Regions from separate parts of the Homo sapiens genome. Here region 1 is linked to region 2. Evidence: chromatin contacts called from ENCODE Hi-C data. All regions are on one chromosome and are shown on one strand. Each heading gives the region's core, a stretch centred on a gene start or an enhancer-like site at or near the end of the contact. The rest is flanking DNA. Distances are from core to core; before and after follow the strand shown.

The links. A loop is a pair of places that touch in the nucleus more often than their neighbours do. Pooled maps may share reads with other maps.
Region 1: a map of naive thymus-derived CD4-positive, alpha-beta T cell shows a loop between it and region 2 (9-fold over the local background). The contact joins the promoter of RBM41 here to the promoter of SLC25A53 in region 2. A Hi-C loop is called at or near these places in 2 of 168 maps with a recorded cell type or tissue (B cell and naive thymus-derived CD4-positive, alpha-beta T cell), 1 of 37 single-sample maps with no recorded cell type and 8 of 50 pooled maps.

The regions. Positions count from the first base shown.
Region 1 is chrX:107,117,572-107,123,514 of GRCh38, reverse strand. RBM41 (RNA binding motif protein 41) reads left to right here and starts at 4,693. Exons shown (of 8, transcript NM_001324242.2): 1 at 4,693-4,749. The coding sequence starts at 4,742. NUP62CL (nucleoporin 62 C-terminal like) reads left to right here. Exons shown (of 9, transcript NM_017681.3): 9 at 1-88. RefSeq lists enhancers at 4,740-4,929, 5,310-5,389.
Region 2 is chrX:104,153,916-104,160,061 of GRCh38, reverse strand. SLC25A53 (solute carrier family 25 member 53) reads left to right here and starts at 3,053. Exons shown (of 2, transcript NM_001012755.5): 1 at 3,053-3,184. It also overlaps a transcript of FAM199X not described here. RefSeq lists an enhancer at 2,980-3,279.

The DNA of each region.
Region 1 (5,943 bases), core at 3,444-5,943, 3.0 Mb before region 2:
GTTTCACCTAAGTCATAAATAAAGGTAATGTCCTAAAAAAAAACATGTAATACTGAAATTAACTATTAAAAGTTTTTAAGTGACTAGAGCTCAGTAACCTATAATTTATTGAGCTAAATTTTCTGTTGTACTGATTGCACACGACCATCGTGGCGGGTACACATTACACGAAGAAATATTTTTGAAATGAATATTAGCAACGATTAGTCTTATGAGCAGACTAAATGCCAAAATTGACATGGACTCTTTTTTTTCTACTCAAACTTTTCCAAGCAGCAGCTTCTTATCCAGTAAGTTTTTGTAACCACGCAGAATTATAGAATGTGAAAATAATCCAGAACTCATATAATCTTGTGAATTATTTCTGTAGATACACAACTTTTAAGTATAATCTTTAGTAATCTCTAATTTTTCAGTTCAGTATTATTACTCTTATACTGTAGATAAGAGTAATACTAAAGACATTTTTTCCCATTGCTTTTGGAGATTCAACTCTTGTAAAGTAGCCTGTGTACAAGTTCTACATTCAGTAATGAAAATATAGTTTATCAGAAGAAACACTGACTCTAGTCTTGTTCCTGCCTAATTAACTGGACAAATAATTTCATCTTGGGCATTATCTTTGTCCATAAATGAAAGAGTTGGATCATATTAGGGTTTCCCAAACTGTTTTGTGAGAAGGAACTGGTTTTCATTTCTCTGAAGTTTTGAGATTCCTTTATGTCTTTTCACTGTGAGTAGAGTGCTTACTCTATATTTCCTAAGTAAAATAAAGAAAAAGGAGACTACAATACTGCTTATACTATCTTACTGTTACATTATCTTCAGTGGGAGTTCTAGTGTTTTTCCTAGTACATAGAAGATGCCAGAGGATAGCAACTGGCTTCTAGATTGATCTAGTAATGTTATTAAGACTTACAGGGTGATCTCAGTATACTGTCTGGAATTGTACATTGGACTAAATCATAAATCATCTCTAAGATTCTTCCTGACCATTTCTAACATGTAAAGAAATGACATTGTTGAACAATTTTTTTTTGTTTGTTTTTTGAGACAGGGTCTTGCTCTGTCACCTAAGCTAGAGTGCAGTGCCGTGATCTTGGCTCACTGCAACCCCTGCCTGCTGGGCTGAAGTGATTCTCCTACCTCAGCCTCCCAAGTAGTTGGGACTACAGGTGCACACCACCACACCTAGCTAATTTTTGAGTTTTTTGTAGAGATGGGGTTTTGCCATGTTACCCAGGCTGGTCTTGAACTCCTGGGCTCAAAGGACCCACCCGCCTTGGCCTCCCAAAGTGCCAGGATCACAGGCGTGATCCACCGTGCCCAGTCACGTTGACAAATCTTAATTAAAAGGTCAGAAATACAGAAATAAGCTATTTTTACCAGTAATGTTAAAGCATCATTTATGTTAGGCACTGGAGTCTTCAGCCCCTCGTAACCATTGTTAACCAGCTGACATATTAGCTGAAGAATTCTTAAATTTAAAGTGTTGACACTATCCCAGTACATACCCATTTTTTAATCCTTTGAAAAGATGCTATATTTGTTCTCTATAACAGCATTTATGCTATTTCATTTGGGAAATTTGAAAGACTTGCACAGTTGTTTACTCTTAATATAAGATGGTGAGTAGATTCAAGAGAAGATTTTTGGTTTTAACATCTTCTTCCATATCTTGGAATCATAACTGCTTCATAATGTAGTCTTCAGAAGCGTGCCACAAACAAAGCACCTAAAAAGGACAAACTCAGAAAATGTGTCTCTGTTAAGAAGGAGCTTCTGGATTAATTAAACTAACCTTGTTAAATTGACAGAAAGACAAATGAGGCATATTTTTCGGTTTGTCATAAATTCTTCTAGGGGTAAAATTGTGAAATTAGGTAAGATCTCTGTGCCCATGTATAACATCTAGAGATCTCCAAGGCTTTGTATACACTGTCTGATGTCCTTTTAAGCTGGGGAGAAGAATGTTGTGGGAAACAGAATAACTATTATTACACAGTTAACAAGTTTGGCAGAATTAGAAATGGCCTGGTTTTCTTTTTAGTGTAATTTTCTGAATGTTTGTCTGTTTGTACCTATCACTTGCGCTGGTTACAGTTATACACAGGTATGTAGAGTACTTCTTATGACCTTGCTTTCCAGTTGCAATTCCACAGCTATGTGAATATGTATCTTAGCTATTCGTTCTCCACTCATCCCACCTAGTGGATTTGCAATGTAGTGTGTATCATTTCAGTATCAATAGGCTATATGTTTTATTAGAAGTTGTACACAAGTTTGGTGTGATGGTTGGTGTAATATTTGTTCCATCCTTTGCCACCGTCCCAGGGGATAAGCACACTAGCAACCTTGGTGTATTTTTCCATTTCCTTGTCAATATGTCAATTGGGACAGATTGGTTGAGCCACAAAATTCAGCTCTACCACCATATAGGATTTACCTGGTGCAGGCAATGATGTGACCCCCCGTTTTGTTTATACTTATATTCAGTTCACGTTCTGTGCCAAAGCTACAAAGTGGTACATGCTATGCCTGCAGTCATTCACCTTTATGATTCAAGAGCACAGTTATTTGCATGTGACAGGTCTTAGGTAGCTCACCATGACATTTTCAATCTGATAGAAGTTCTCAGGACAGGAAATTCTACAATGTTTTTCAGTAGCTGCTTTTTGGTCCTTTGCTCTAACTTGAGCATGGAAATACAAAGCAGTTTGGATAAGTCTAAATCTACTGATTAACATTTGACTATTTACTCATAGATTACCACTCAATCATGGAATAACTTTAAAACCATACCTTTGTATGTGCTTGACAGTCACCCTATACTTAGGAGGTATCCTCATTTTACAGATGAGAAAACTGGCCTAGACCAGTTAAGAAACTTACTGAAACCCACATGGTCTAGTAACTTACCAGAGCAAAAATTCAAGTCCAGATTGCCTCTAAAACCCTGTCGTGCTATACTGTCAACTGAGAAGTGAGATTCAAATCCAAGTAGTGTGCCCCGCCCCCCACCATTACCTACAATCTTTTCTTCTTTGGCTTCTTGAGATGTAAGAGGGTTTCTCTTTAATTAAAAAAGTATTGACTAGGTAATGTAGTCATGGGTTCAAAATTCAAAGGGCACAAAAAGATACGTGAAGAATTTTTTCTGCCCTTGTCCCTCAGCCATCCAGTTCCCCTACCTGGAGGCATTCACTCATCATTTGTCTGTAAGTTCTCCCAAACATATTTTGTGCATATACAAGCAAACACACATATATATGTTTTTAAGTGACTAGAGCTCCCCTTTTTATGCAAATAGAAGCATAGTATACATATCGTTCTGCACCTTGCTATTGCACTAACTATATTTTGGAGATTGTTTAGTAGCAGTTCATAGAGAACTTTGTCATCTTGGTAACTGCTGCATAGTTTTTCATTGAATGATACATTTTCATAGTATGTTCTTGGATATTTTCATTTCTGTTTTCATAAACAATGTTGCAAGGAATGATAGTAGGTTAGAGGATATATAGTATTGAGGATTCTATTCATAACTGAATTGCTGCTTTAAAGGGAATGTACATTTATGATTTTAGTAGTATCCTCATTTGCCCCCAATAGATGTTGTACCAATTTATATTCCTACCACTAGTGTATTGAGAGCGCCCGTTTCCCCACAATCTCAATAAAACAAGTGTGTTATCAAACTTTTGGATCTTTCCCAATCTGTTAGGTGAAAAATGGTAGTTTAATGTACTTTTAAAAATAAACTTTAAGTTCTAGAACAGTTTTAGATACAGAAAGGTTGCATAGTACAAAGTTCCACATACGTACAACTCAGTTTCCCTTGCATAACTCTGATACATTTGTCACAGCTAACGAACCTTGTTATTAGCTAAAGAGCATAGTTTGTTCACATTTCCTTAGTTTTTACCTCATGTCTTTTTTTCTTTTCCAGGATCCCATCCAAGATACTGCATTACTTTAGTCATCATGACTCCTTTGGTTCCTTTTGGCTGTGACAGATTCTTGTGTTTTTGATGACCTTGCTAGTTTTAAGGAGTACTGGTAGTCAGTGTACTTTAAAATTTGTGAGATTGGACATCTTTTCATACACTTAAAGACATTTGCATTTCCATTTCTGGAAACTAAGAGCCTATGCTTTTAACCACTATACTATACCTCTTTCTTGATTCACCATAATTATCAATAAAACATATGTGGGCCTGAACATACACAGACTTCTGATTCTGAGTGGAGAAAACTCTCAAGTCTCTGTTACAGATAGAGGAGAACCATTAGTACAGGTGATATAGTCAGACTCGTGTCTGATGACTCTGGCTACATCGTGAAGGATGAAGCAGAGGCTCGACTGGAAACGGTAGGTAGGCTGGATAAATCCTTGAAAGAAAAGCAGTGTTGATAAGTTCAAAGGAAATTACAGAAGAGCCAGGAATTAGTGGTAATGGATGAGAGAATCAAGAAGTCAAAGGTGACTCGTTTTATGAGCTGGATATTTTGGGTCTTCTTTTGAACCTAAATGAGAAATTCAAAATAAATATTTGGACAATGTTCAGCATACCTGTCACTTGAGATCTACTTTCTCTTTCTGTTGCCATAGCTCTGTGCTACTACAATTCCCAGAGCCCCATGCTCCATCACAATACCCTTAGAAGTCCGCCGCGCGGAGTTCTGGGACTTGAGGTCCGCGGCCTATTTACCCAAGTTGGAGGTAGGGGCCTGTGGAAACATGAAGAGGTAAGGACTTGTCTGAAGAGCAGGCGGCAAGGGGAGCTTTGTTCTACCTTTTCTTTTGAAAATGGCTTCCATTGCTTTCTGGTTTGGGTATTGCACGTTCTCAGGATGCGGTTTCGTGGGAGCGGGAACACGACAAAGGAGACGGGAGGAGGGGAGACGGGCTGAACAGGCCTGCAGAGCGAAGTTCAGGAAGGGCTGCCACCGGGGCCGGCTGCTGTGGGAATGCCCTCCCGGCACGGGCCCCGGGAGCTGGCCGGGTGCTGCGGCTTCGTCGTTTCACCCGGACCCAGCTGGGCAAAAGGGTTTGAGGCTGACAAATTCCCGGCGCCGGAGATGTAGGTACCTCGGGCCAGCCCCTCGCCGTTCTCCCCTACCTCCACCTCCACCTGAGAAAGGCTCGGGGCGGGCGCATTTATTTGCAACGTCTGTGTGTTAAAGACTACTTGCTTGGGCCCCGAAACCATGTAGCGCTTTCGAATCTTAAAGTAAGGGAGCGGTACTTTGTTTCTAAATGTGGAAGGACAGCACCAAAGCGGTTCGATTTATGGGGTGGGGGGAGGGGAGGTGGAAGGCATTGCTGGGCTCAGTTCCCCTTACTTGTCCTGAGGTAAATGGCCGCTTGAGCCTAAATGGCCTGAGCCTCCTAACTATTGACGGGCTTAAATTAATTTTAGATTCACTCTGCAAGTAGAATCATCACTCTGGAATAGTGCAGTGCATTTAAAATTCTTACTGATATGCTTTCCTGCACTGTCAGTTCCTTGCATCTTTTAAAAAACCGTTTATGACTTTGCCTGCCTGAAACTAACCTTTAATATTTTTTTATGATATCTCCTCCATGCGAAATAATGTATAATGTATATATACAGCTTAAAGAATAATAAAGGTTCGCATCCACTACAAGCTTAAGAAATAGGACATTGCCAGTCCCTTAGAAGTCTACTGTGTCTCTTCCCTCCCTTCGTTCCCCCCTGAGGTGACCACTATCCGGAATTTTGTGTTATTAATTCCCTTGCTTTTAAAAAAGCAAATAGTTTCTAGTACATATGAATTTATCCCTAAACAAAATGTTCCTAGTCATGTATTTGAAGTATTCCTGATACTTCATGCTGGCGTTTCTATTGTAAAAGCTACTAGACTCAATGTGGCTAAAACAATACTGACTTTCCCTTTCCCAAATCATTTATTCCATCT
Region 2 (6,146 bases), core at 1,804-4,303:
GGTGGGGCATGATTCTTGGGCCAGTGATTTAGAGCGAGTGCTCTCAGCAGCAGCGGAGTGAGAGAAGCAGGATATGGCTGGAGGAAAAAACCTAAGCTCGCTGGAAACAAGCTCTAGCCTAATCCCAGGAGGAGCTCTGGAGTAGGATTTACACCACAGAATTGGTCAACCTTGAGGCAAGGTACCCTTGTACTCTCATCATCAGTTAGTCATTGCTTTTGGCTGCAGGGTTGTGTGTGTAGGGGTTGGGGTTATTAAACAGAAATCTCCCAGGCAATGAACCTCTTCTGCAGAGTGCAATTCTGCAGAGAAGGAAGCAGCTGTATTCATCAGCTAATACCCACAGCAGCTGGGGGATGGATCTATCTGCCTTGTAAAGGGGGCCTGAACTGGTCACCAGCTGTGTAAAACACTATGGTATAGAAACACTGTCATATATATGTTAGGACCCCAGAACAGCTCTGAAGAAACAAATAACTGAAACATACTGAAGAAAGCACTGCAGAACCTGAACACTTAAATTATGTACGTAGAGCATTGCTTCTAAAAATATGCTATGAGTACGACTAAGGATGCTAGGAACACATCTCCCTTTCTAACATTGGGTTTACGAACATCCTCTCCCCTCAACTACCCAGTTTGCTTAGCAGTAGCAGCTGGTGGTGAATTCTGCCATTAGGGCAAGATGCCCAGCAAGGAAAGAACTGGGTTGGTTAGGAGAATTTAAGGCAGATGAAGTCTCTGGAATGGGGATATGGTGTGTAGGGTGAAAGGAGCTAAAAGGGAAAGGTTTCTTTGTGTATGAAACCCACTCACCAATCTCCACCATTTGTTTATTTCTACCGGCCCTAGAGACACTCTTGTTGGCTCGTCTTTCCTCTGCCAACACTTTTGCTTTGCATCAGGATTTTTCTCTTTCCTCGCCTCTGAAACTCGACTTCTCACAGCTCTACCCCTTACACTGACACTTTCTAATAGTTTGACAGCTAGAAATAATGGAGAAAATTAAGTAAAAAGTCTTTCCGTGCTACCTCTGTTATTTTTGTTTTTAAATTTGGCCAAGCCCAGACATGTGTGCTATCGTTGGGTGTTGGGGGAAAAAATAAAAGACAAGATGATTTGTCTGCAATTCAAACCCAAGAGGGTTTCCTAGGTGTGGAGTGATGGGTTCTGAAATGCCAAATGAGAAAGAAGGTCAGGGAGCTACAAAAGAGGTACAGAGGTAGGGACAAGGCAGTGCTTCATTTACCTTCAGCAAACCTGGTGATTTACCTTCTCCTTCAGTCCCTTCACCATCACCAATCCTTCCCCTGAAAAAACCATTGTGGACTGCCTGATGATAAGTTGGGAAGTGAGAGTGGGTAGGTGTGGAGCAAGAATAACAACATCCTGGGTACCGTACATTCTGAAGGAACAGAGGGAATTCCTGTTTTGTTTTAACCTGGGACAGAGGGGATTGGTTTGTTCTCTCCAGGCTGAGGCAGTAATTCCTGACTCTAGGGACTGCTGATATGGAAATTACTACTACCACTCTGGGTGGAGTCAGATGAGTATATTAAAGAGTCTCATTGTACTGTCCTAAAATAAGCAAGATCTTTGCTAATATCCAAGCTTTACAGAACGGTGGGATGAGGTGAAGGCCCTGTACCTTTATCCCCAGTGGTCTTCAGTACTATAGGAAGTAATGGGGCCTGTGTGGCACAGTGGAGGGCAATGAGTGAGCTGGTTATGCCAATTCCTACTATAGTCACCTCCTTGGCTGCCAGCCTTCAAGGGAGAGATCTTTGCCTTAGTGGGTTCTGCCCTTCTGCTTCTGAAGAGAACCTAGTCTTTCTGTATGGGCATTCAGGCAATTCTTGGGGTGGGGAGTTGGGGGAGAGAGAGCACTTGAAAAGAATTTATGGTGGCCTTTTTCTCAGTGATATTTGAGAAATACCAAGACACATCTGAATGTATCTGAGTTTAAGTCTTGGCTCTATTTGTTATTAGCTCTGTGACCGTGGGCAAGTTATTGATTTATATGCAATCTGACTAATCTGAGTTTTCTTAGCTGCTTTAAGCAGACAAAGAGGACAGGAAAGGGTAATACACTTAAGAACCAGCAAAGGGCTATTGTGAGGATGAAGCAATAACAACAAAATGGGTTTAAAGCACTTATCATAGTGCGTGGTCCATAGAACTGCAAACGTTGGATTTTGCTTATTTTAGGACAGTACAAAGAGACTCTTTAATATACTCTTCTGACTCCAGCCAGAGTGGTAGTAATTTCCATATCAGCAGTCCCTAGAATCAGGTATTACAGCCTCAGCCTGGAGAGAACAGGGCAATCCCCTCTATCCCAGGTGAAATGATTATTATCATTTATTATTTATTAGCCAGAGGTCTTAGGTGAGATCAAATTCAATCATTATAATTTATATTTCAATATACTGCTTAACTTCATGATAGGCAATGTTCTAGGTGCTCCTCACATGTGAAATTTTAATATTTTTACTGCAACTCTGGAGGTAAGTACTATTATTATACCAATTCTACAGATGAAAAAGCCAAGGAATAGCATGCTTGAATCACTTGCCCAAGATGCCATGTTTAGATAGTGGTACAGTGGGGATTCGAACGCGGGAGCTCAGGTTTCAAAGTCTGTGCTCTTTACATATGCAGCTAAAGAGTCAGACAAGAACCAAAAGGAGATGGAGAATAGAGGGTAGAAAGGGCACAGGTTCAAGGTGAAAGGTCAGAAACTGCAAATTCGGAGTTTGGGTTGGTCTAGCAGCTTAAAGGCGTCATCATGAACTGTTCACCTAAGTAAGTTAAGCTCCTGTTTGAGAATGACTGATAAGCTTGCAAGCCAACTTACAAACAAACTGGGGAAATGTTCCAATAGATGACTAAGTCTTTTAGGTCTTTTTACCTGTGTTTTTCGGTCTCTATACCAGATTAGTCGCCTGGCTCTCCCAAACAGACCGGCCAACTGACGTAGTCGCGAAACGGTTAATGTCGAGGCGGGGGCGGGGGAGGCGGAAATAAAGAGAGCGGAAGCAAAGAGGATTGTGGGAGCTCCGTTGTGCGTCGCTTAAGTGAGGGCGGCGGATGGGCGAAGGTCCGGTGACTGCGACTGTCGCTGCTTTCTGAGGCCACAGGAAAGGGGCCGTCGGTCGCCGCCATGACAGCGAGCGAGGCGGAGGTTTGTAGCACTTCTTATGGGCTGAGGGCGTAGACACATCCTGCTTCCAGCCTAGCAGGCAAACGGGAACGGAAGTGATAGGGGATCAGAAGTTGCGAGGGGATGAGGAGTAGGGGAAACTGACAAGCGGACGGACCCGGCGGCGAGAATTGATGGCGTAGCTGTAGGATTAAGGGGCGTGTCAACTGTGTTGTGTGTGTTGACACTGAGATGTGTGAATCCCCTCATTATTTTTAGCTGGGGACAGGCGGGGTCTATGGGGGAGGGGGCGGACGGATGAATGGAGGATAAAATCAGGGCGAAAACGTGTTGTCTGCTGGGCACCAGTACATCTGAGTCACATCTCAGCAGGATGATTTTATTGGAAAGATCTAGGTCCCTGGTTTCAGATTCTGCTATTGATGCGTTGATTGATTTCCCTTACCAAAATACCAAGTACCTGCTCTGTGCTGGGTACTGCACTAGAGGCTCCGGATGAGGAAAGGAATTAGGCTTTTTCCTCGACATTTACAGCCTGCCGGTTGCTATCTGCATTTGGAGACAGGCTATTACAATACAAGGAGACAGAGATAGATCCTGTGTTATGAAAATCTATTGGGTGCCACCGAACTCATCTGGGAGTTGAGATCTGGGACGGCTCTTTGATGCGGTGATTTAACATATATTTTGAAGACAAAATAAGCAGGGCAAAAACGAAGTGCAATTTTCCTCCAAGCACCTTCCCTCCCTGTTGAGGTGAACTGGAGAACTGAGTAGCATTTAAGGCCCAAAATTAGTGTATTTCTTTTTTTTTTTCTTTCTTTCTTTCTTTTTTTTTTTTTTGATAAGGAGTCTCTCTACTTCTGTCGCCCAGGCTGGAATGCAGTGGCGTGATCTCCGCTCACTGCAACCTCCGTCTGCCGGGTTCAAGTGATTCTCCTGCCTCAGCCTCCCGGGTTGCTGGGATTAGAGGCACCCACCACCACTCCCGGCTAATTTTTATATTTTTATATTTTTAGTAGAGACGGGGTTTTACCATGTTGGCCAGGTTGGCCTCGAACTCCTGACCTCAAGTGATCCGCCTGCCTCGGCCTCCCAAAGTGCTGGTATTACAGGCATGAGCCACCGCGCCCGGTCCCCACAACTAGTTTATTTCTGGTAAGAGCATTTGCCCATCACAATGGGACTTCCAGGCGCCTCTGGAAGAATCAGTCTTACGTGAGTGCAAAGCCTGCAAGCTCTGGGTAGGACTACGATGGAGGTGCTAGTTACTTGGTTTTCCAGCAAACTCGGTTCACAGCAGGGAATTGTGCACCCACCAGAAATCCTAAGCAATATTTCTCTGAACAAGAAAAGAAGCCTCTTTGTTTACCAGAGAAACAACAGTATAGCAGTCTAAGTCAGTGGCTCTCAAACTTTCCTGTGAATCAGAATCAGATGGAGCGTTTCTTAAAACCAAGATTGCTAGGTCCCATCCACAGAGTTGCCCCTACAGTTGGTCAGGAGTGGACCCCCGAATTTACATTTCTAACTAGTTCCCAGGAGATGCTGATACTCCTGGACATGGGGCCATACTTGGAGAACTATAGGTCTAAACGGAGCTGACAATAAATTGGAAAGAATATCTCCTGGAATCTCTTAGAACCCGGGAGGCAGAGGTTGCAGTGAGCCAAGATTGCGCCACTGCACTCCAGCCTGGGCAACAGAGTGAGACTCTGTCTCAAAAAAAAAAAAAGAATATCTCCCCTAGGGAAGGCTAGGCACACTCCTAAACGTCAGGCATGTCTGAATTCAGACACAGTAGATATGAAATAAAATGGACTTATTTGACACTGCTTAGAAAATCTTTTTATTTTTATATTTGTATAATTTTATTGTATATTTACAAATTGTATACATTTATAGAGTTCAAAGTGGTATTTTATATATATACAATGTAGAATGATTAAATCAAGGTAAATAACATATTCATCACCTAAAATTTTATCTTTTTTTACACAAAAATGACTCAACATGGAATTTAATAGTTTTTTTGTGGTGCTAACATTTGAAATGTACTCTTAGCTCTTTTGGAATATGAAATTTTGAAATATCACCACCATTCTATTCTCTGTGTTTGTGGGTTCCATTGTTTTAGATTCCACATACAAGTGAGAACATGAAGTATTTGTCTTTCTGTGCCTGGCTTATTTCACTTAGCATAATGTTCTCCAGGCTCATCAATGGACAGATTTTCCTGATTTTTGAAGACTGAATAATATTTCATTGTGTATGTATAGCACATTTGCTTTATCTGTTCATCCACTGATGGACACTTAGGTTGATCCCATAACTTGGCTATTGTGATAAATCCTGCAATGAACATAAGAGTACAGATATCTCTTCGACATACTGATTTCAAATTCTTTGGATATATACCCAGAAGTGGGATTGCTGGATCATATAGTAATTCTATTTTTAGTTTTTTGAGGAACCTCCATACAGTTTTCCATAATGGCTGTACTAATTTATATTCCCACCAACAATGTATAGGGTTGCCTTTTCTCCATATCCTGGCCTGTTATCTTTCACCTTTTTGATAATAGCCATTCTGGAAGGTGTGAGATAATATATCATTGTGATTTTAATTTGCATGTCCCTAGCGATTAGTGATGTTGAGCATTTTTTCTTATGCCTGTTGGCCATTTGTGTGTCTTCATTTGAGAAATGTCTATTCGGGTCCTTTGTCCATTTGTTAATCAGGTTGTCTTTTTGCTACTTAGTCATTTGAGTCCCTTATATATTTTGGACATTAACACCTTATTAGAAGTAGGGCTTGCAAATATTTTCTCCCAATCTGTAGGCTGTCTCTCCCCTCTGTTAATTGTTTTCTTTGCTGTGCGGAAACATTTTAGTTCGATGTAATTCCATTTGTCTAGTTTTGCTTTTGTTATTTGAGCTTTTGGGGTCAAACCCCAAAATTCATTGCCCAGACCAGTGTCCT